2 separate regions of the Homo sapiens genome follow, and region 1 is linked to region 2. A link is an interaction called in ENCODE POLR2A ChIA-PET data of the cell type or tissue named here. Cell type or tissue: MCF 10A. All regions are shown on one strand. Each heading gives the region's core, and the rest is flanking DNA. Links, peaks and the distances in the headings are about the cores only.

What was found. Peaks named below come from ENCODE experiments on the same cell type or tissue, not always from the same donor. Only the 100,000 strongest peaks of a DNase experiment are listed, where the experiment ranks them.
Region 1: POLR2A ChIA-PET joins it to region 2 with 18 read pairs; 9 of 35 experiments call an interaction of 5 or more read pairs at or near these places.

The regions. Positions count from the first base shown.
Region 1 is chr7:116,568,668-116,571,490 of GRCh38, reverse strand. It overlaps COMETT (cytosolic oncogenic antisense to MET transcript), which reads left to right. Exons shown (of 5, transcript NR_165033.1): 4 at 261-373. Among named protein-coding and RNA genes, the nearest start is that of CAV1, 45 kb to the right of the region's middle. In MCF 10A, for the core only: no CTCF peak of the experiment used is centred there; DNase peaks (open chromatin) are centred at 280 and 1,530.
Region 2 is chr7:116,510,694-116,513,516 of GRCh38, reverse strand. No RefSeq gene overlaps it. Among named protein-coding and RNA genes, the nearest start is that of CAV2, 12 kb to the right of the region's middle. RefSeq lists enhancers at 1,274-1,323, 1,334-1,713. In MCF 10A, for the core only: no CTCF peak of the experiment used is centred there; a DNase peak (open chromatin) is centred at 1,356.

The DNA.
Region 1 (2,823 bases), core at 176-2,675, 58 kb before region 2:
GCATTTTTCTCGTTGCAAATACCCCACCTTTTATGCCAGTTTCCACATGCTTTTCAGTTGTGTTGTTAAAGTACTAGGCAAGTGTATAGTTTTATCTTTTTGACACGCAAATTACTCAACTTTCTATGGAATCAAATCTCTCATTCTAGTTGATTTTATTCACTTTCTCCCTGTCTAACTCTTCCCACTCCTCTCTCATCACAATAAAAAAATCCCTACTTCCTTACTTGCAACTTTCTTTTTTTTTTTTTCTTTTCTAGCTCTGTGGAAGTTTGAGTGACTCATTGCAGAGAGGAATTGATGAAGTCAACAGCTGCTGGAAAAACTTCTTTTTCCTTAATAGCTGTATCAACATGTGGTTGCTATTATTCAAGTAAGAAAAATATGTATATCAAACATCCATGGTAGTCCTTGCTAAAATTTTCATTAGAGAGACTCATGTTTTGACATTAAAAAAAGTTCAAATGGGTACCTTAGAGGATGTTTTGTTGGAGAACAAAATCATGGAGAAATAAAGTCTAAAAAGAAAAATAAATGGCAAGCATGTTGTTAATAATGCTGTAATTTATTTCAGAGTGGGTTGGGTGATTTTCTTCATGGCATTATTAGTGGCACTGCAGAAATTTGGCACCTCATGCATTCATAGTCTCCAGGATGGTCTGACCATTCATCCAACAAATATTAATTGCTCTCATGGTAAAATCTCTGCCTCATGGAGTTTAAATCCTAAAAGTGGTGAAAAACTAAACACTGTGAACAGTTAATTACTCAATATGGTATGTACTGTGAAGGAAGTAGGCAAGAAGCTAAGATAGAGATTAAGATAAAAGGACTTGCTTCACTTAGGGAAGACATGGGAGACCTCTCTGAGGGTTGACATTGAGGCTGAGACCTAAAGAATGAGAAGGAGGTAGCAAAGTAGAGAGAATGGTGTAAGATCATCTTGGTCAGAAGGAGCAGCTGTGCAAAGTCCTCTGACTTTGAGAGGGACCATAGCATGTTCTTGGGACTGAAGGAACATCAGTGTGTCTAGAGCACAGATCATGAGGAGGTTGTGGTATGCAATTAGATTGGAGAGATAGGCAGGAGCTGAATCAGATAACTTTGTAGGCCTTGGTAAAGAGATGTGATTTTATGAATGCATTTTACTGAATGCAGTGAGAAAATACTAGAGGATTTTAAGTTCTGTGTGTGTGTATGTGTGTGTACCTCTGTGAAAATATGTGTTGCTGTAGAGCAAAGTGGCCAAATGAGTTGGGTGGGGTTAAGGGTGGAAACAGGTAGACTGCCTAAAGTAGACCAGGATTTAAATTATGGCTGCTCATACTGAGGTTGTGGCAGTGGAATCGAGGCAGGGGTGCAAAAGCAAGATATATTTTGAAGAAGGAACTGATAGAATCTGGTAATGAATTGGCTATAGGTCTTGAGGAAAAGAAAAGTCTCTGGGGACTCATAGGTTTTAAGCTTGGGTAGCTATGTGGATGATTGAACAATTAAAAATGATGTAGAATATTTGGCAGGGTGGAGGAAGCATGAGTAATACAGTTTTTATCTATGAGACAGCCACGGAAGATGAGAGAATCTGGAGAGAACATGCACAGAGAGACAAGAAGAGGGCTTAGGATGGAGCCTTGGGCTATTTCTTCATTTATGGGTTGGGTAGAGGACATCTGAGGAGTAAACGATCTCAAAAGCAGAATAACAAACTGGATGACGAACACCCCTGGGAGCAGATATATTAGAACAAAAGGACCAATAATTTATATCTTCTTAAATAAACATCCTAATTGAGAAAAAGAAATGTATTAGCAACATGAACCAAGACAAGAAATTCCCCCCACAAAAAAAAGCCATGTAAAATATCAGGATAAAAATGTAGACTTGAAGGAACCTAATAGGTGGGATAAATAGTGACATAGCTACAGCTAAAGAATGATGGAGTTGAAAGACCAGATGGAAGAATGCTTCTAGAATGATAGAAAATGTAAAAGTTCATAGCCAGAGATAATAGAAGTACCAGGTTTTAGATACTTAGAGTCCCTGAAGGAAAAATTATAAAAATTAAAAGAGGAAAATATTTAAAGAAATGTGAAGAACATTTTCAAAAGAAAGAACAGCTACAGATTGAAATGGTCTTTAGAGAACCACTTCATGGGAAATATATATTAAAAATATTAAGTAAATATATATTTTAAAAATTCACACACAGGTCCATTATATTGAGATTTAAGAATATCATAGGCAAAGAGAAAATGATAAATGACACAAATGACATCGGAGTTTTCAATAAATGCAGAATTCCAGAGGCAATGGAGTAATTTTTAAAAAATACTTAAGAAAATAAATTTGAAGGTAGAATTTTACAATTAATAAATTTGTATTTCAAACATGTGATGACAATAAAAATATTCTCAGGCATACAAGTCCTTTTTACCATAAAAAGGACTACCATTGAAAAGATATTTTAACATAAGTGCTCCAAAAGAGAAAGAGAAGAAAAAATATCAAGAAAAAAAAGAACTATATCCAAAATACCACAGAATTAAAGCTCTATATGGTGTCAATATGATTGGCAACCCTGGTGGGGGGAAGACCAAAAGTAATGAACATATACTAAAAATCTTGTCTAGTTAGAGGGTGTATATACACAAACATATATATATATATATATATAATATACTGTATATATATTAATTACTTTAAATAAGAAAGTATTAAAAAGAAACAAAAAATAGAATACTTGCAATAAAATGTAAGAAAATAGAAGAAAAGAAAAATGTATCAACAATCACCATGAATATAAATAGACCCAATGTGCCAGTT
Region 2 (2,823 bases), core at 116-2,615:
CTGCACTCCAGCCTGGGTGATAGAACAAGACCCTGTCTCTAAAAAATAAAATAAATAAAATTTATAATGAGCAAATTATTCAATAGGAGAAAATAAATTCATATATGGTTTTCCCTGGGATCTCCAAGACAAAGTAACTGACAATAAAATTGGATAACATAAAAGGATGTACAAACTGACAAGAAATTTCCGACAAAATGAAGAAAATACAAAATAAGGATTCTGTCTAGAAAACAATATGTTTAGTCCAAACTGAAATTATTGCTGTAATTATTAATATTTTACATGTCAGGATGTTTAGCATTGAGAAGAAAAATCATCACTGGGCTTTTGATACATATTAGGGAAGTCTGTGTGAAGGAATAAAATGCTACAAAATTTACAAAAAATGAGAATAATGGCATTTGGGAACTATTTTTCTGACTTTAGCTGGAGTGTAAGGTCTAGAGCTCAGATCCTAAGGAGAAAGAAAGGGTGTGCCCTGAAAAGCGGCATACAGGGCTGGGGGAGGGGTTCAGGGATTAGATGGAGGCCGAGTGAGGAGGTTACATGAAGCCCAGGTGCTAGCTTGGGACAGCTCTTACAACTGAGGACATGAAACTGCCTCCATTGATGGGAGAATGGAAAAAAAGGTGCTTCTCAGAGTAGGAAAGGTGGATGAATGAAAAAAGAAGATTTTGGCTGGAAGCCATAAGAACAGCCATGGACACATTCTTTCAGGAAATAGAAAATCATCTCTACAGTGATTAGGAGTGTGGGCTCTGATGTCAGGCTCTCTTGGCTCACATCCTGACTGTGGTCTAGGGCAAATTCTTTAACTTCACAGCATCAGTTTCATTATCTGAAAAATGGGAATGACAGTAACATTCCCATCGTAGGGTTATTGTACTGATTAAGTAAATGCCCAGAAGATTATAAGTGCTCGACAAATCTAAATACTCCTGTTATTGTTTGTACTGAGATCAGAGGTCTCCCAGCCATATAATACATAAAGAATTTCAACCAGTTTCCTCCTCAGTAAAATAAGCGTGGTGGTTATTCCTCACCACTTGCCTCCCTGCGATGTGGAGTGTGCATCCCTGAAACTTTCCAAATGACTCCTTGTTTCACTGCCCTAGTTAGCTGAGACAGCAGTTGGCTGGAACCGATGTGCCAGTCAGTTAGAGAAACAGGTCCTGCATACTGCCCTTCTCTCCCCTTTTGTTACTGGTTGGTGCTCGGTGACAAGTGACTGGGAGGCAGGAAAGAAAAGAATGCTCCAAAGATGACCTGCTGCTCTCACCTCTTCCTGATCCATTTATGTCTGAGAGAAATATTTGCCCTTGGCTACGTGCTGTTTCCCACTCTGAGTCATGTCTCTTCCTTTCTCTCATCATCCTACACCCCTACCTTTTCCTATAAAGGCAAAATGATTTCTCCAGTCACACAGCTGAGCTGAATGACCTAATACGTCCAAGCACAGGCAGATAGGTGTCCCTGTCCTATTTTTGGTTAATTGTTGAAGTGGTGTCCTCTGATTTCTCTGACTGCAGCATGGTCTTTCTTTGCCGCAGACATGCCGCAACAGTCAACAGCACAGAGAGGCAAGGCGAAAGAAGACACAGATAGATGGTCACAAGTTACAGTTTCATTTTCATTTTCAGTTGCACGCTTCGGCATTGTCTTTAGGGCACATGGTTCCAGCAGAGCCCTCATGCCCACTCCTAGGGTCCTATTCATTCAGTAAGACAAAAGCAACTTTCCTTTGTGGATAAAAAGAAAAGTCTTTAGCTGACTTCAATTTCCTCCACTCCTGTTCAGATTCCATGCCCCTTTCACTAGGGATTTGGGTTGTCCAAAAGCGAAACTGGGAAGGCTGAAGGCCATGTGATTGGAGCCTCTTGTTTCCCTTTGTCACAGCTTTCTCTTTGGTGACATCTCTTTTAATCAGTGTATGGTGCTCTCATATTGTGCTCAGAGCTCTTATGCTTGGTTCCCATATGTAGTTTTCAACACTCCTTTCTCAGATCACTTGTTCACCTAAAGTAAATAGATGACTGCTAATAGATTGAAATGTTACCCCACTCAAGGGTGTGTTTCACTTAAAAAAGTATCAAGATGTCAAGTTCCAATGGCAGCATTTCAGGTACAATCCAAAGCAAGAAACTGGAGAGTGGGCACAGAAATGTCTTAAAAATTTAGCAAGGGGTGCTTTATTTTGCTCATTTTGCTATTTTGGGGTGAATAGGGAGAAGAAATTGGGATGGTTAAATTATAGTTGCCAAACTTATTTTTATTCCTAAAAAATATAAACTGACTATCTAGTATACCTGTATCCTTTACTCCTCCTCTGTCAACTTCTTCCCCTGTCTTCCCTGCACACATACACAACTTGAAGGGAAGAAGTGTACCAAATCCTGATTTGTGATAAATTACATTCATTGTGGTAATTTTTCTTTGCAGCTCTACTTACTATTTTTTTAAGTTTCTTAAAGTAACATGTAACCCTGTAAAAATTCTGTAAGCACTTGTTATCTTAAACAAACATTCTAAAATGATAAAGTTGCAAGCTAGAAAAACTAAGCTATTATTTGTTTGATTTCTCCATTATGTTATTTAATTTGTCCTGGGATTCAGATGAGACAATGTGTTTTCTAAAATGTAAAACCCAAAGAAACAATCTTTCAGTGTTATAAATTTCAAAGTGAGGAATAGAATAGTAGATGAAATAGCAACATTCTAGAAAGCATGAAAGTGTGTTTCCAGACAAGTTTCTAAATGCTAGGGCTTTCTACCCCTGAAGAATTAAAAGTAAATTTTAGATACGAGAATGGAGACTAAAGG